3 separate regions of the Homo sapiens genome follow, and regions 1 and 3 are each linked to region 2. Evidence: chromatin loops called from intact Hi-C (ENCODE). Cell type or tissue: dorsolateral prefrontal cortex. All regions are shown on one strand. Links, peaks and the distances in the headings refer to the core of each region. The heading gives the core; the rest is flanking DNA.

Evidence for each region. A loop is a pair of places that touch in the nucleus more often than their neighbours do. Peaks named below come from ENCODE experiments on the same cell type or tissue, not always from the same donor. Only the 100,000 strongest peaks of a DNase experiment are listed, where the experiment ranks them.
Region 1: a loop joins it to region 2, with 10 times the contacts of the local background. A loop is called at or near these places in 33 of 110 quality-filtered maps.
Region 3: it touches region 2 in a loop (6-fold over the local background); 15 of 110 quality-filtered maps call a loop at or near these places.

The regions. Positions count from the first base shown.
Region 1 is chr13:35,718,546-35,724,833 of GRCh38, reverse strand. No RefSeq gene overlaps it. Among named protein-coding and RNA genes, the nearest start is that of LINC00445, 24 kb to the right of the region's middle. RefSeq lists an enhancer at 3,917-4,417. In dorsolateral prefrontal cortex, for the core only: CTCF peaks have their summits at 3,487 and 3,689 (motif pointing right); a DNase peak (open chromatin) is centred at 3,713; H3K4me3 peaks cover 841 bases.
Region 2 is chr13:35,950,416-35,956,703 of GRCh38, reverse strand. All of the region lies in intron 3 of DCLK1 (doublecortin like kinase 1), which reads left to right. Among named protein-coding and RNA genes, the nearest start is that of DCLK1, 180 kb to the left of the region's middle. RefSeq lists enhancers at 2,788-2,897, 2,928-3,057. In dorsolateral prefrontal cortex, for the core only: a CTCF peak has its summit at 2,859; a DNase peak (open chromatin) is centred at 2,923; H3K4me3 peaks cover 1,096 bases; H3K27ac peaks cover 2,420 bases.
Region 3 is chr13:35,837,981-35,844,268 of GRCh38, reverse strand. It overlaps DCLK1 (doublecortin like kinase 1), which reads left to right. Exons shown (of 17, transcript NM_001330071.2): 7 at 5,093-5,177. Among named protein-coding and RNA genes, the nearest start is that of LINC00445, 140 kb to the right of the region's middle. In dorsolateral prefrontal cortex, for the core only: a CTCF peak has its summit at 2,900; DNase peaks (open chromatin) are centred at 2,822, 3,128 and 4,188; H3K4me3 peaks cover 1,111 bases; H3K27ac peaks cover 2,500 bases.

The DNA.
Region 1 (6,288 bases), core at 2,312-4,811, 230 kb after region 2:
GAGTCCCCAGCCTTTAGAAATCGCAGGATGCACCAGCCATCATGTGCATACTCAGTTTTCAGAAAGCATCTGAAAAAGCTCAGCTTCGGAGATTGATGGTTCTCAGCTTTCAGCTTTGGTTTCTCTCAGCCAGAGCACCATTTGGATCTGGGCCTAAGAACATAGTCACACAATGTCAGAGTATTAGTATTAAGTAGGCGATGCCCCTCTTCCTGCCTCTCGGCCTCATTTGGAAAAACATGAGAAAATAAATCTAATCTCCTCATGGTTCCCTTGCACTGCACCACAGCAGGAATGTTATATGATTTCAAATTACTTATTAGAAATACTCCTATGGGTATCGTGTTGAGGATTACTTTTCCAAGGTTATTATAGTGCCTGTATCGTTAGGAAAATGAGGTGTAATTCTACCTGCTATCTCACTCCAAAGACTTCTACCTTTGGACAAAAACCAACTTCCAAGTCAAGGAGGAGGACATTTATCTTCTGTTTCACTCTCACTTTCAATCACATGTTGGAGGATGAGCTGAGGGTGGGGAAAAAACATTTTCTCAAACCCTTTGCTTCTAATAACACAGTGTAGGCTTATCTCTGCTTTCAAGGGAGACGATGTTGACACCCAGAGGGAGCTTAGAGTCAGAAAAGTCTGGTGCTAAGAATGGAATTGGTAGCATCACACTTGCACTGATGAACAGAAAACAAAGCTAAGTGCTTATGCAACAATACAAGGCAACGGAACGTAAGTACTGGCGGCCAGGGGACTACAGTCACAGGGAGATAAGCTGCGGAATTTAACTCCCAAGTGACCTTGAACTAGTCACTTCCCTTGTCTATGTCAAAATATCCTCCCTGGCATCTAGCCGTGTGTATCTGCTGTGTTATCCTATGCATCAGTTGTCTGCATTTTGGTTTACCTCAGGCAAATCTTTCAAATTCTTTGACAGCACTTACCATTTAATTATTTTCCAAGTTGACAGCTCACTCTTTCTGCAGGAAACACTAACATTTTAATTCCTTGCTTTACTGACATATGGATCTTCTAGTATTCACTTGCTTTTTCTGCAACGTTCATCCTTGCTGGGGAGCCCCTTGCAAAATGAATTGTACTGCTGTTTTTGCGGCAGAGGTATTTACAAGGGCAGTACAGCTTTCCCTAAAACCTTTGAAGCTGGCAAGGAAGCCTTCTTCTCCCCTTCTTCTTGTTCATTGAGAAACAAGAGAAGAGGAGAGAAGAAAAGCGCTTCCAAGCTCCAAGTCAGTCCTTCAAAGCAAGGTTCCTTTCCTTCCTGAAAGTGAATTCCACAAAATTAAAAAGTACTGGATTTGATTAAAAGCACAAACCCATTTCCAAACCAAATACCACTGATTTTTTGAATCGTCTTGCTTTTCCTAGTGCAGAAAATTGAGGGCTGACTTCATTTGCATTCACTCATATTTGTCCTTTAAGTTCAAAAGACATAATTGCTCTCTGGCTATGCAAACGTGGCTGATCTTGACCTACTCAAAAATAATAAATCAAGTCCTTGAAAAGCTTTTGGAAAACATGAAGAACTCGACAACATTTGTTTGATTCTCATGACTAAGTCATCTTAGCTAAAACAAAGTGAGAACATTATGCAATTATTTAGAGGAAATTCAGGACCTCTGGGACAGCCAATCATAGAATTCAGGCAAAAGTAGATTTGGGGGCCTGACATTTGCAGATACTTGCGCAACTCTCAGCTGTGTGAGCTGGTCCTAAGAGAGCTCCCACCTTCCATTCGCCCTTTTTTCCCATCCTCCTTCACTTCGTGCCTTTTGATTAGTAGTAAAATGAATAAATCAAACCAACCCTAGCTTGGCTCTTATAAGATATGCTAAGAGAAACGAATATAAAAACAAAAATACCAAACTAAAGATATCCTCCTGAAACTCATTTCTCATTTACACACACACACACGCAGGCACACACACACACACACAACCAGACTTGTTGAGCAAATGTGAGCTTAGAAACTAAAGCTCAGGCCCAGATGTTATTAAGTATAAATATTTATAAGAGCCATAAAGATCCTGGCTAAGCTCAATTTTGCCTCAATGCAGCAAATGTTTCAAATTCGGCTCTTTTACCATTTGAAGCCTTTAGAAGGCAGGATACAGTAGAAGGCACATTACTGTTGGTGAGAGGAGGGCAGTTCCTCTTTTATGTTTTATGACCAGTTTTTCATTGAGGGGTATTGCTTTTCTCAGAAATCACTTCTCGCGGCCTGTCTTTTCCAAGAAGCCAGAAGAAAGTGTGCTTGCTGTGGCTGTGCATTCAGGGGGCACCAGCGAAGCATTCTCCCTGTGAAAGGATGTAGGGACGCTAGATTCGCTTTGTCCTTCCTCATTGCAGTTATCGTGAAACACACAGCCACATCCTAAGAGCCTCAGCTTTGTCACCCGTTGAATGGGTGAGTGATTATTGTAAGTGGAGCATGCTTAACCCATGCTTTTTGCCTTTGCAAAAATAAGCATCCACAATATTTAAACGGCTGTTTTAGTCACTTGTAGAGGCACAAACAAAAGAACCCATAGGGGCATAAGCTGTAATTTTATGATGAAACAGTTCAAACTCTATGATCGTTTGGGCTCTGGATTAAGTGTTTCCTTCTCCAGATTCTTGAAGAGGACCCAATATATGAAATCGTTTTTGGGTTTTTTTTTTTTTGTTGTTGTTGTTGTGTGTATTTTTTTTTCCTTTCCAAGATATGGTCTGTCTATGTTGCTCAGCTGGTTTTGAACTTCTGGGCTGAAGAGATCCTCCTACCTCAGCCTCCCGAGTAGCTGGGACTATAGGCCACCACTCTTGGTTATCATTATTATCCTGAATCCAAGTGGTTTTTGGTGAGAGACATCATCTACCTACATGTCTTATCCACCTGTGAACCATGCAATTCCCTGCTTTCTAACATCCCTTTGGTTAAATATATCATGTTAACACATAACCTGGTACATACATGTTTAAAAGACGTATTACTTCATGGGATGATTTGTCTGCATATGGGGATGAAAAGAGCCTTGGTTTTCCCCCTAAGGATAAGTTCTAATATGTGAAATAATTCCCAGTTCTCTGGGAGAATCCTGAAGATTCTTCAGTGTCAGCTGGCAGTGGCCTGCGTGTGGACCCCATCTCTCCACTCTCGAGAGAGGGGGTGTCCCTCTGCTGAAAGCTCAGGGATGAAGGCCTGTGGCCCCTCCACAGAGCCTGGCTTTGCTGGGTTCTCAGCAAGGTCTCCAAATGTCCATGCCAGCCCCACCCCTGATCTCCTTCCCCCACTCTTGCTGCTCAGCCCCTTTTGGCTACTGGATCTGACAATTCATGACGACCCCGAGAACACTGATCTTCGTGGAGGCCTTCATCTGCCGGACACATCTGGAAAGTACTCCGAGGGGTCTACCTGGTTTTCCTGATTAATGTAGATGTAAAGATTTTATCAAGGCTCCTGGCGGCCGGACTTCAAGATGTAATCACAAAATCAATCCACATAGACTAACCGGGCATAGGCTTACTAAGAAGACATTCCACAATGTCAGGCACTTAATTAAGGCGCTCTGGCTCCTCTGCCCCTGATTGATTCTTTTCTTTCCCTAACAGGTGATGCTGGTCCTCTGGGTGGACAGGCCACTCCCCAGCCAGAGACCCCCGTGCATTCAGAGCCTGCAGTTTGGTGAGAAGACCACCAGAGGGCACCCGTGCATCATCCCAGTCCCCAGGGACTGGACCGGAAGACCAACGGGATCCCTCTTCCAGCCCCCCAGCGAACTTGAAGGAGCAGCCAACTCAGCCTGCATTATCTGCTAGGCTGCATTTTGTTTGCTGAGCTCCAGGATTCTTCTCCGACCCTCAGGCATCTCTTGAGCATAATCAGAGACTCCTCCCATCTCCTCACCATCCCACTTTTTGCACCTTAGTGCGTTGTGGAGCAGAGGACTGCCCCGCGCCGGGGAACCAGCCTGTGCTCTGGCCTGAGCACCTGGGAGTCCTAGCCACGCTGGCTTGCTTGACATAGAGTTTCCCACTGGAAATTCAAAAACTTCAGAAATGGGAGTTTTTAAAAATGTAAGCACCTTGTGAAAAGTAGCCCAGATCAGAGATTGCCAACCTACTGCCCCTTGACGGATGCGAAGTTTTTTCTGCATTCATTCATTCATTCATTCAGCCATCAGGTTCATCTGGCATGATTTTAGCACATGACCATTTAATTCATCAAAGATTTGTTTAGCGCCTAACATGAGCCAGGCATTGTGCTGGGAATATACCTGTACTCCAGTCATTTATAAAATGAGGCACTGTCTGACTCAGCCCAGAAGGACGTCATCCAGCCAGTCCTCTGTAACGTCTGAGTATACCTGGGCCAGAATCATCAACAGTAGCTTGGCTGCATGAGGCCCTGCCAATCGAGAAGCAGTTCTACTGCCCCAGAGCAACAAAGGGCTCCAGAGAGGCTCAGACTTCATTGGCCCAGGGCAATCAAGAAGGCTTCATTCATTCATTCATTCAGTGGGTATTTACTCAGCACCTGGTATGTGCCCAGCAACAAAATGAATCAGAAATAAGCCAGACTGGTGCAGCATTCTTCATCACATAGAGAGACTGCTCATTTGGTTGTACCTACATTGGGCCCCAAAATCTTGACTGTAGTAGCCAGGTAGCGTTCACCCAGTCCTGACTGTTATAGATAAAGCAATCTTGGAGGGCTTCTTTAACTCAAATCTTTATCAAGCTGCCAAGAGAATTTGTTTGAAATGATTGGTACTTTGGAAAGAGAAGTACATCTCTATCATTTACTATAGGAGTTTTTGCAAGTTCTTATTCTTGTTCACAAGAGACTCAGGCAGTGTGATCAAAAGGACTCTTCTGTCATCCGTGGAGATACTATGTCCTCTTCCGGTCCCAGGCCATTGGCCATCCGGAAGGCTTGTCTCTGCTGGGGCTCACATCTTTGGCATGGGTCTTCGTTATTGTGGCCAAAATGAGTGTCAACCACAAATTCCATAGTGTTAGAAATAGGACTTTTCCCATTTTTTTCTGTAAGTTAATTTCTGTTTCAAGGTGCTACTCTACCTGAGTGAAAGACACACATTTTCCATTTAACCAGGGATTCCAATCCCCATTTTTCCCAGGGTGATGTTGTAACTGCAGGAACTTGACTAGTGTTGTGGCAAGGAGGTTGGAGGAAATGTGGTCCCTGAGTCCTGTGTCCATGGAGGCCCCCCCCGGGGCATCTGCTGAGCCTGTCCACAGGCATGAGGCTCTCTTTGCCCTGCGCTGAGATGCAGAGGTGACGTTCTTTCTGCTGCTCCCATGAGGCTCAGCACCACCTGCAAACCCTCTCTGGGGTCTTGACTTCTCAGGACTCTGTCCAGGAAAATGTTCAGGATCCCCCTCAGCCAGCTTCCCTGGGATTTAATTCCCAGTCTTGAGGAGCATGTTTTTTCTAGACACCAGTGGAGGAAGTTCTTTTCCATTCTTGAGGTTTTTCCCTGAGAGAAACTTCCTGTACTTTCTGGTTTGCCTTGGAGGCACCTGACGATAGCTTAGTGGGTCGAGGCTTCGGGAAGCCAAGGTAGAGGCAGCTCCCCTCTGCCTTCTAGATTTTCACAACTGCGCTGTCTCACCCTGAGGCAAAGCAGAGCAGGTGAGAGAAAAGAAGGAAGATTTACCAGGAGAGATTTTCAAAACCGGTTAATACTATTTCCAATAAAATCTCAAAAATGTTATTCTACCATATCAAGATGTCCATAGTTTTTATTTCTGCAGAAGTTCCAAGTTTGCTCATAGAACAGTTTGTGTGTGGCTCCAATAGGTGCTGCAGAAAGTATGCTTCCAGATTTACATCCGCTGCCCCAGCCTGCGCCTGTCTCTCTTTACGGCAAGTCCCTGAGGCAGCAAAGGGGTAGATATGCTATAGCTTGGTGGGAAAGCCTCTATCCATAGAATTTTGAGCTAAACCCATCAGCCACAAGCCCAAACACCACTTCACTTCTGTGGTTAAATCCACCACGTAACATCCTTCAGGCTACAGTCCCTTGGGAGCCTCACGGTGTATCTGTGTCACACCTGCCCCCATAAATGGAATTTACTAGGCTCTGAGAGAACAAAAACAAGAGGCAAAGCCTCAGTCCTCAAACAGCTTACAGCATGGGCGAAAAGGACACACCTTATGTGTTTCAATATAAGAAAAGGAGTTCGATTTTGAACACACACTATATTAGCTGATTGCAGAAATTTCTGGAAATATAGCCATTAAGATGTAGGTGATAATT
Region 2 (6,288 bases), core at 1,540-4,039:
CTTCGCTCATCCATATTCCCTACCTATCCCTGGTTGGTCCTGTGTTTATGACTCCTGCTATGAACACCTCTTGGCATTGGTGATGAGAACTTGAAGTGTTTCTCAGAATGACTTGAAGATAGCGTTATGTCCAATATCACTCCCCAGGCATTAAGCAGAGAACCAGCCATATGTTCAGTGCCACATTTTACCCCTTAAGGATCTCCAAAATATTCTGTATTATGTGGCTTCATGTTTCTCTTCATAGTTTTATTTCTTCTTTTTCCAATTATCACAGTAAGATGTTTCTGCCTAATTAGAAACCATGCCACAATGTTAACTACCTACTTGCATGAATCTTTTGTGCAATAGAATATAAGTTTGCCTCTCAGCAATAGAATATAAGTTTGATCTTTTCCTATCCCTGAAAATAATGAGTTCAATCAGATGGCTCAGATAAGCCAATTTCCTGGGCTTGGTCACCCTTAATCTTGAACACTCATCTTAAGGTAATTGATTTAGGTTAGCTTCTGGGTTCAGACCAGAGTTTATTTGTATCCTCTCCAGAGAAACTACTGTGTCACAGTTTTTATTTTCTTGGACTATCCTTTAATTCCTTAAGTGAAAGAGGGGCAAGTAGGTGAGCTATTCTAAAAAGGAGGTAGACAACAGTAAAGGATGTCTTAATGAGAGAAACCAGAGGAATAGGACTGATGTGGTATTAACTTGGCAAAAGACCAGGATTGGAAACCTTCTAAGTAAACTCTATTCTTCATACCTCTCTTTCCCAGATATTTAAGTTTAGTATTCTATTCTTAAATAATAGCCCCAAATCACTCAGACAGATGGTCACTCAGAGACCTACCTACTATGCCTTACTAGTATCAGCACTGACAGCAGTAGCTGCTCATCCCTGGTGTTCTCTGTAAGCCAGGCATGGAACTGATTACTCTACATACATTATCTCATCGAACCTGCATGAAACCCTACAGGGTAAGCATTGGTAGGTCCATTTTACATATGAGGAAACTGAGGCTTGAAGATGTTAAATAGTTGTCCAAAGTCACACATCTATTAGGTGGCCAAGCCAAGGCACCTGGTCAATATTTGTTACTAGGGTGTCATTTTACACTTTGCTCTAGTCTGAACGTTTGTATCCCCCCAAATTCCTATGTTGACATCCTAACCTCCAAGGCGATAGTATTAGGAGGCGGGCCTTTGGGAGGTGATTAGGCCATTAGGTTACAAGGGCATCATCCTCATGAATAGAATCAGGGCTATTATTAGAGGCCCCAGAGAGGTCCCTTGTCCCTTCTACCTCGTGAGGCTAAAGTGAGAAAGCAGGCCCTCACCAGACACCAGATCATCTGGTGCCTCGATCTTGAACTTCCAGCCTCCGGGCTGTGAGACACAAATGCCTGCTGTTTACAAGCCACCCAGTCTAGGATATTTTTGTTATAGCAGCCTGAATGGACTAAGAGACACATTTTTAAAAAGAGAATGAAATGTTAGCATTAAAAAAAAAACAGGATAGATAATAAAGGATGAATCATTTAGAATAGGTTGCAGTCTGCTTAGGTGTGTCTGAGTCCATGAAAGATGGTGATCCATGCATAAAGGGTGCATTCCTGGGTCAGAGGGTATGTTCAACAGAAGGCTGCAATAGCTGATGTCCATGTCAACTACAGCAGCTGAGAACACATCCAAGGAAGGAATACACTTTCAATTCCATAATTGACTTTTTCTGATTGACCCAGCGAATCAAATTGCTACCATTTCAAAGGAGAACTTTTCCTTTTTCTATTTCTTTAAGCATCAGCCTGTTAGTTTGAGTGTTATCTCCTAGCCTATTCTGAATTTCAACAGTATTATCCATTTTTTTTAAAAAAAAGTCTTAGAGCTTCATGTTTTAAACTTGTAAAGAGTACTTTGAGGATCTTTATTTTCTTCTTTCTGTTAATTATTATTATTTAACTAATTTATTTTTTATTCACATATTTTCCTCTGGCCAAGATCCAGAGATTCTTTAAAGAATTTTTTATTAGAAGCTTCTAGCCATAAGAACTAGAGTAAAATAAATTATCACTTTCATAAATTTATCATCAAAGAATGAAAACAAAAATGTAAAGAAGGGATGGAGAATGTGTTTTATGACAATAACGTAACACGCTTCTAATATTTGGCTATAAAACTGATTGTAAACATATTTTAGAACCAGAAACATATGGAATTACATGATTATAGGACAGAAAAATTCACAGTGGTTGACTTATAATATCATGTGGCATAAAAATGTTCATTGCTAAGAATGGAGAGAAGAAGCCAAGTATGGAATGAAATTGGAAGAGGAACCTCCTCTCAATTTAGTTTTGGCAGGACGAGGAGCCCCATATGTGCCAAGTTTTAACTGAAAGCTAATTATAATGGTCACATTACGAATTGTGCAGAAAGAGGAAGGTTGTTGACTTGGCACCTTAGATACATAGGTAACTAGATTTTTTTTTAAAAAAAAAGCAGTGTAAGCATTCCTTTTTGGTAAAGAGCATCTCATTAAACTGTTAGCTACAGAACGTTTAAGCCTGCCATCTTTAACTGGTATTAAGAAGTTTAAGAAATTACAAATGAAGTATTTTAAAGAAAAAGAAAGTTAAAACAGAAATAATGTGCCATACTCGATAATTGCAATAGATGGAATGAATTTATTCGTTTTTACTTCTGTGATGGTTTATTCTCTTGCTTAAAATATATTATTTAAATGGATGACAGCAAAATATTTTGGTGTCTCTGATACAATGGAAAACACCTGATAAAGACACAATGACTTCTGTGGCTTCAAATGCATCCAGGGCTGCAGAGATATCCCCTGTTTCGTTTGAAGAGGGCGCTCTTGTAAAGAAAATATCCTTGCCTAGGCCCTGCTGAGAAACTGGCCCAGCTCCCTGAAGTCAGCGTCACCATGGAGATCTTATTCCAGTGAGGGGGAATGGATTCCACGGTCCTGCTTTGGAAATGTGTAAACAGCAGATGCTTTTATTGCCTTTGTTTGAATCTCTGCCCTTGCAGAGCAACACAGGCCGGAAGCTCAGAGGAGAGGAAGTCCATATTTGTCTGTAGCGTTTTGTTTCCTCGTAAGCAGCTTAGTCTCTTGGGACGACTGTGCGTAATGACAAGTTAATGGAAAAGATATGAATTCAGATTTCACATAAAGAGAGTCAGAAAAAGGAATATGTCTTCCTTGAGCCAAAGGAATAATTCGAACTTCCTTCTTTTAAAAAGGGGGGTTTATTAGACACCGTTTTTATTATATACTATTAATATACAATATATGTGGTAACTATTGATCATAATGATTTTATCAGCTGAAATTTATAATATGCAAATGTGAGGGTGCATGATAGACTCATTTTCCTACAGCTTGGTAGTTAACAGCCTGCATTTGGGTTCTAAGTGACCTCCGTTCAAATTCCTACTGATTTTCTGTTTAACCTGGCTGGATTTTTCATCTGTAAAATGGGGATACTAATACCAATAAATTATTGTCAAATAGAGTTTGTCTCTTTCAGAGTTGAAAGGATTCAGTGTTATCATGTATATTGAAGATGAAATGTAGTAATGTATACAGAACTATTCCTGTTGGTACATCACACCAAAAAGAGTATTTTCATATTTATTTTATCTTTATCATATAATTACTGTGATAAAGCATATTAGAACCAATGCAGTAACTGATAAGCAAGAGAATTTAAGTCACTCATCCAAGTTCATGCAACAGTTATAGGCCAATATGGGCTCAGAACCCAGGTATCCTGACCCTCGTTCAAGGACTTTTCCCAGCACATCTGGCAATTATAATCACCCATGTTTTTTGAGGTATTGTGGGTATGGCATAATGCTAAGCACCATCACATAGAGTCTCATGCAATAAATGGACTGTTTTTCATTGGAGTTAAAAAAAATTCAACATTGGAGTTAGATTTCCGTATAATAACCAAAGCACTAAGTAAAAACTGAAAATTAGTCAACAGAATATTAAGTGTCATGTACTATAAACAGATTACCTGGCTTATGAATTGCATATATTACACATACAGTATCTTTTGCAGTGGAGATATTTCAACAGAGAGCAGTTTTCTCAGAGGAATAAAAATCTCTGGTTGTCACGAAACTAGAAGTTGGTGACAGATCTCAAGAGGCCCTGAGTTAAGACAGTGGTCCTTAGCACATTTGTTATATCAGGTGAATATGCTTACAAATGACTTTTCGCAGCATCATTCTGTGGAAGCCTAATGGAAGTCAGTGGTATAAACCGTGTCCCACCTTTGTGTTAGCAGCTTCTACCAGCTTTCCACCCATTCTCTGATGCTAATTCAAAGTGTGTCTTTCTTTCATCAAAGTAATGATACTGATAGAATCCTTATTCCCAAAGCAAGAATAGGCACGCGTTTGCTACATTTTCTTCAAATCAACTTAGAAAAGAAGCATGTTGGTATAAAACTTAGGAGGTACATACTGTGTGTTTGCTTTTTTAAACATTTTTTCCATTTATATTACGTATGCACTCGATTTATACTTATTTAGAAGTAAAAATACATTTGGGCTAATAAAAAAAGCTAAACTTTATTGAGGACTTATTCTCTTTGGATTCATCGTCTTAACTCATCTTGAAACAACTGATATGATAAACCGAGACACAAAGAGATTAACATCCAAGTGGAAGTGCTGGGTTAACTCAGAAGCTGGGCTCTGTTGATAGTGCTGTGCTCTTAGGGAACAGCTTAAGCAGACATCTCCATGGTGCCAAAAGAAATGGCACCTAACGCGAGACACTGCCTTTGCTCTGACTGAAGCTAGGATCTACAGAAACAGGACTCATTTCAAGATAGCTGATGGAGGTTTCCTGATTTGCGCAAGTCAGTGATGGTGGCAGAGCAAGAGCTGGAGTGATATCACCTGTCTCCAGCTTTTGACAAAACCACTAGAAGGTAATGTAAGTCACTCTCGGCTGAATTACTGATTTGCAACAGGAATTATTTGGATCATAAGTCTGTAAACATATACTAGAAAAGAAGAGGTGATGGATAAGGGCAGCCATATTCTCAAGACCTAGCCCAGTGACTGGCAAATAATGGGCACTCAGTAAACACGTATTGATCAATGGGTAGAGGTTCAGAGCAGGGATGAGTCACTTTGGATTAGAGTGGATAGAGAAGGTAGGGCTTGAATCTGCAACTGAGCAATAGGCTATAGGAGGGATTCGAACAGGCAAAGAGTAAGAAAGGATACTAGATAGAAAAAACAAACACATAGGAAAGAACAAGCCCTTTTTCAAGAAAAACAGGTAAAGCAGATAAATTGAAACATTTTTCAGGTTAGGACATAGTTCTTCCATCCGTCCATCTATCCATATCATCCATCCATCCATCCATCCATCCATCCATCCATCCATCCATCCATGCATCCATCCATTAATCCATCCATCGTCCATCCATCCAACAAATGCTTATTTAAGTATCAGGCACCATGTCCCAACTAAAAAAACCGGAAGCTTGAAAGGTAGGTTGGGGTCAGATTTTGAGGCATCTGGAATGCCAAGCTCAGAAAGATGAACTTTAACTTGAGGATAGTAAGCCATGGATGGCTTTCTGAGCCATGGAGAGAGATATTGAAAATTTGTGAAGGAAGAGTAGACTGACAGAATTAAACAGGATGGATTAAACAGAAAGGCGGTAGGGCTGAGAAAATCCACTAGAGTAAAATGCCAGGGTCCACAAGCAGGAGGACGAGCCCTGGACTGACTTGGTGCTGGGAGTAAAGGAGAGGAGGGTGGGAGAAAGGCCTGGGTTTGAAAGTTATTGCAGGGGCAGAATCTCTGACCGTAGTGAAACCACAGAGAAGAGCAGGCTCTGACAACATCAACTCTCCTGGGAGGTACAGGAGCATGGAGGTGGAACAGAAAAGCTTGGAAAGGTGCTTCTCCACAGGTTGGACATCTCTCTTTTCTCAAACTTGATACTTCTGCCTTTGCGTCTGCCCTGTATCTAATCATGATGAATGCTTCTAACATCTGACACCTACTGAGCAATGAATTCATGGCAGAGAGGCCAATTGTCACTATCCCTTTGTAACAAGAAGCATGTTTTTCATCCATAAAACGAATCTTTTAAAAAACTGGTAACTACACTGAATCTTTAGGACACCAGGTTTCAAAAGGAGTAACACTGCATAGATAAATAAAATCAGATTATTGTGCGAAACACTGGTTTTCAATTCCTCCACCTTTTTATAATTCCTTAATATCAGAATGTACAG
Region 3 (6,288 bases), core at 1,695-4,194, 110 kb after region 2:
CAGTTTTCTAGTCTTTTGAAAAAATTATCCAAATCTTTATGATAACATTTTACATTTTTCAGTATTCATTCTTACTTATGCTCATGCTTATCTGTGCCATAAACTTTATTTAGGCTGAATGTACTACTATGAAGATTGCAGACAAAGGAATTTGGAAAAAGCAGTTCCTTTGTGCCTTGTTTCAAATAGTGGAGCCTTATTAGTAATTGCAGAGTGATGCCTTCAACTTATTGTTCTATACCCAGTTGGGAAATAAATAAATGTCTGGCTTTTCTGTATCATATAGAATTCTGTGGGTTTCAAGCTCTCTACACCAAGATTATTATTTAATTTTGTTAGAGATTATCTTTAGAGCTTCTGTGGATCTAAAGTCAAGATCACCAAGACAACTGTTTGAGTTTGTTAAAAATGTATTGCTTGTGTTTCCTTTATAAGATTGATTCAGAAATCATATGACAGTGATAACTTGATTTCTAAATTATTTTTAACCATTTTTCAAATCAATATCAACTCAGTAAGGTAATAATTGTATGCCAAGATAAAATGTGAAGTGGAAATGGTGCAATTATCCAGCCAAAGCTAAAGTTGTGTGGTGAGATTTTTCTACCTTGATTAGATCAATTCTCTTAATTGGATATTTTCAAAACCTTTATGCAGCATGGACCCCAGCTGAGTGACAACATTAATACAAATGGCAAGAGTAACTCACACCATTTAAAGTGAACTCTTTTCCACTACACAGTCATCAGATACATCTTGATAAAATGTGGTTAGGGTTGTTATGTCAGCTTTCTCACTTACTTCAAAAAGTGTGATATGTTCTCCATCTGTTATATGATCCCAAGCTCAATAGCTACACTTAGGATGTGTTCTTACTTAGGGCAGTGCTTTTATGAAGGTGTGCCATAAAAGCATCCAGGTGCCAGCAACCTGCCCAAATGGTTCCCATTAAATCTGCTTGGGGGTGATAACATTTCAAATGTCACAATATCTCTCAGAGCAGCTAATTGCCCTAAATTCTAAAATAACTGTACGTTTTGTACTGTACACCCAGATGCCTTGGAATTAGCGAATTGAAGCAAACATAAAATCTTGTTGGCATGTGGACTATAAAATGGTTTATCTGCTCAGAAAAACCAAAAAGGTAAATTGATTCCATTTACAAGCAATGAAAAAATATAGGTGGGCTTTTCAGCATCCGTTGGTTGTAAACAAAGGCTGGTTAATCTCATTAAGTTAATTCTAAAGAGCAAGCACTTACACATTTTGCCTTTACTATGTTCGAAATCCTTTCGTTGGACTTAAGGATAATAATAGAAATGTTCCAGCAGGGTCTAAGTTAGTCTATTTAGGTGGTTTAGTGAAGAATTGGTGGATTACCCAAAGAGCCATCCTGATTACTGAAATGGCTTCAACTGGTAGACAGAGCAAAAACATTAGGAGACCAGATCAGAATCTAAAAGATAACAGACTGGAAGGATATTAATGTAATAAAGATGACATTTAACGTGAGGAAGTGTGAAGTCCTGGACTTGGCCCAGGACAACCTTTCAAACACACACCAGGGAGACATGACATAGCTGTGGGCTCATTGTAAAGGTGAAATGCTATGGCCTCATCCACATAAGCCAGTAAGATCTTGAAGTGAATTAATATTCTATTCATGAGAAAGAAAACCCTATCCTTCTCTGCTTTGTGCTAGTCAGAGCACACCCAGAATATTGCATTCACTTTCAAGCACCAGGTTTTTTTTTTGTTTTTGGAGAGACAGGGTTTCACTATGTTGCCCAGGGTGGTCTTGAATTTGTGGGCTCAAGCAAGCCTCCTGCCTCAGCCTCCCAAAGTGCTTGGAAGACACAGACGGAGACCAGTAGCTATTTTCAAACACCTAAAAGCACTGTCATGTGAAAAGTGGATTAGACCTGTACTGGGCAACTCTAGAAATCAGAGATAGGACCAATAAATGGCAAACATGGAGGGACATAATTTCAACATAACTTACAGAAGAACTTCTTTTTTTTTTTTTTTTTTTTTTTTTTTGAGATGGAGTCTCACTCAGTCGCCCAGGCTGGAGTGCAGTGGCGCGATCTCGGCTCACTGCAAGCTCCGCCTCCTGGATTCACGCCATTCTCCTGCCTCAGCCTCCCGATTAGCTGGGACTACAGACACCCGCCACCATGCCTGGCTAATTTTTTTTTTGTATTTTTAGCAGGAGAACTTCCTTTATTTTGCCTCCCATTAATGATGAAGGGCTGCCTCAGGAAGTAGTATGTTCAGTACTAGAAGTATTTGGACAGAGGCCATCTGACCACCCACTGGGATTTCTGTAGGGGGCATTTGGTCTCTGAATGGAAGTGGGGCAGAATAGGTAATATTTAAGGTCCATCCCAGTCCCCCAAACTCTTTGAATCAGCGGATGGTCACCATCTTGGAAAAGTATTTAGTATTAACTATCTTACTTCTTTGGGAAAAAAGAGATAATACTATTAGAAGTTTAATACATTTATTTTACTGTCTTTGAGCATAATAAATAAAATGAAAGCTTTCCATTTTCAGAGAACTCTGTATGACCGTAAGTACGTTTTTCTCTTGACTGCCCATCATCTGTTACTCTCAAGCAGCAGAAAATTTGAAATGACTTGGGATACATTTTCAGAAACACAAAAATACAGTTGTAACATTGAAAATAAGCAGTTATAAACATAAGCAAACTTGTCTTAACCCTACTTTTTTTTCCTTTTTTTTTTTCCACCAGAGCCTAAAATCCTTGAGAGATTTTTGTTCAGAAAGCAGAGAAAACCCAGCTGGCATTGTGACAAGCATTCAGGGATCAGCCATTTGGTGGCACTGTTAAATCCAATTCATTAGTTGATAAGGCGGTTGAGTGAAAGCCCACAAGTTTATAGAATGTTACAGTTTAAAAGATGTTTTCATGTACTATGGGTCAGAGCTCTGTATCGAGTACCTGATGTTCTTACTAAAAGAACAAGCTTTTGGGACTGAGTGTCTAAATTGTGAACATCTTTGCTAGGAAACATGCTACTGCTCTATTAATTTGGTGAAAGAATGTGTCTTTGTATTCTAAATTTAAAACGCCACGTGACAAGGCAGCACCTGCTAGCCTAAACCACACCATGTGTCTCCATTATGAAATACCATTTGTGCTGCTGCTGGAAGAAATTCAAGGTCCAGAAAGCCCAGAAGAGAAGGTCTACATTGTAGACATTTACTTAGTGCTTTTCTGTTTGGAACACCATTATGTCTGCAGCAAAAACAATGACCCAGAGGATGAAGGATCTCACTGTTCTGGAAAACACACACCTTCCCCTCAAATGTGGTTATGTTTATTTTCTTCGGTTATTGACATAATAAATCTGCCTTGTGTCAGCCTCATACTGCAATATTATAAACACAAGGTTTTCACAAAAAGATGTCCATCCATAAAAGTCAGCAGAGGGTGGCTTAGAAGCTCCTACATTTATAGTCCCTTCCACAGTGTGGGTTATGGGTACATAGTGTCACACTAAGAAAAACTCTGTGTCAAGGTGACAATCTCAATCCGTTTTTGTAGCCTGACATATGACAAATGTGTGCTGCTGGTTACAAAAGATAGAAAAACAGCTCAAGTCACCAGGCTTACTGAGGGGGGATTTTTATAGTATTGGAAAATAATGGGCACATTACACAAACTGTGTAGTATTCAGGGGTATACAAGGGTCATCTCTCAACTTTTAGCCTGTTCTGTAGAAAAGCAGGTGTACTATTGCTATTACTTTAACTTTCATCCCAATGGTGTCAACTGTGAGCTTTGATGAACCTGACCAATGGGACATGCTCATCTTAGTCACACCCAGGAAAACGTTCTGTGATGTTTGACTTAGATGGCTCTGCAGTGACTTAGGCAGCATTTCCCCAACTCTATTAATCTTTTTAATGAAAACTAAAATCTTTGAATCTCCTATGCAGGATACTGTAGACCATAATGAAATTACATCAAACCTCTTTCCTCCTACTTTGTACATACTTTAAGGCTGAATGGGTTGGGGAGGAGGTTGAAGGGAAACAGGTAAGCAGAGGAAAAATAGGTCAGCTTTGCTTCTCGCCACCTCTTCATTATTAATTCAACTACAGATGCTCTTTCCCTTCTCTCTGCTCCACAGACAGCCGGCACCATGAGCCAATGCCGCCCGCCCCCTCACCGCCTCCTGCTCCCATCAGGCCAACCAAGTGGATAAACCCAGGGAAACAGAAGGAAGATCTTTTAGGACAAGCTGTGTTCACTATTTAGAAATAGCATTGAAATGTGCAAATTGTTTTCTCAGGAAATAGATGCAGAGATGGAAACATTCATTGTTAAAGTACTGCCCCATAGCCAATCATAATATTAAATATTTGGTACTGTTTTTTCCTCTGAGCTCTCTCATACAGTTGTTACCCTGTTTGCTTTCATGGATCTTGGGTCAAAAATCAAACAAAATTACAAGGCCTAGGCTTTTATTGTTGTCTTTACTTCAGACTTATTATGTAACGTTTAACAAACCAATAACCTACTCAGTGCTTATGTTTTGATCTCAAGATGGAAATGACAACCCCACTCTTTAACCTTTCTCCTAAAGTTGTGGTAAGGTGGAGCATTTAATTTTTTTAAGGATATTTTATAAAAACAAACTGAAGAGAAATGTTTTCTGTCAGAAAAATAGAAAAAATAGTGGATGGGATCAGTATAGTGCCACATTTGAGGGCCATTTGCCGATAGTCTGTGGAAGAGTGAGGTGAGATGCCTGAACTCTGCCAAACCCAAACAGCGAGCTAAAGGACCCCGATTTTGAGCAAAAGGAATAAGAAGTCACGGAACATTCAAGTTCACAATAACCAGCTTGATCCTGTTATCACAGTCTATTCTTGGTTAATAGGGAGAGAGGGAGATGTGGCCCCAGTTGAATATGCTGAAGGCGTCTTTTTCCAAGTGTTAAGATCAAATCCTCCCTAGCATGGGCAAAGTTTTCTCCTGAGATTCCGGGCTGGGCATGGTCCCTGGAAACTCAGGCATTCTGACCCAGTTTTTGAATTACCGGTTTCTGTTCCCCTACAGAGCTCTCAGCATGGCGGCTCCTCTACGTCACTTGCGTCCACCAAAGTCTGCAGCTCGATGGATGAGAACGATGGCCCTGGAGAAGGTGATGAGCTTGGGACTTGGTATCTGAGGAGGCAGAGGATGGGTTGGCTAAATTTACTCCAAGAAACTGTGGCTTCTCAAGCGGAATGACATGGACAAGGCTGAGCAGCTCCTGAGGGTCAATCACAAGGGGATAGGGTTGAATATGGTGCCCACCAGGGATTGGTATCTGCTCTGTGAGAATGGGAAGGGGAAGTTGGCCCATTTCGGAGACATTTCCCATCCTCTGAGGGCATATGTATCCTAAGAAGGCCAGCTATTGCCTGCTTTGGAAATAAGAGGGGATCGCTGGGATCGTGGCTGCTTTTGTTTTCCCAAACTCTGTTCACTTTTAGTGTTACTTTAAGTGAACAAAGGCCAAATTTAAAGACAATTTATTCTTTTGACTGTTGTAGTCTCACAGATGTACTCTAAATTAAGTGAACTCAATACATGAAATATGGTTTTACAAAAAGAATTGGTGGAAATTGCAAAAATATTCTTGAGGTAATTCACTGCAGAATGTCTCTGTGATGTGGTCAAATGATCAGGATTCCAGAAATGACTTTTTCACTAACTCACTGGATTGTTTTGGACAAGCATTTTCAACTCTCTGCGTCTTACTTCCTCTCCTATGAAATGGAGATTGTGAATCACACCTATTTCCTTCCTGAAGGCTGTTACCAGGTTCAAATCAACTGTGGGGAAGTATTTGGAAAAGATAAAAGTGATACCATCAAGCCACTGTTAAGGAATCTGCTTCTCTTACTTGTTTTAAATGATATGATTTAATTTTTTTTCCGAAAAAAGTACCCTTTGGGAAGTGCTTTTATTATATTCAGTGAAATATGTGATTTACAGTATAATTATTTTCTGACTACAATGCAACTTCAGAATTTTTTGTATTTCCAGAAATATGAAATTCAGCCACATAGAAGTCTCATTTGTTCCAAAGTGTTTTGTATCCTTTGAATGAAATGAAATGGTTCTTGATTTAAGCCTTTGGCTAAGCCTTTTTTTTCTTTTCTTTTCTTTTCTTTTTTTTTTTGAGATGGAGTCTCGCTCTGTCTCTCAGGCTAGAGTGCAATGACACTATCTCAGCTCACTGCAACCTCCACCTCCCAGGTTCAAGC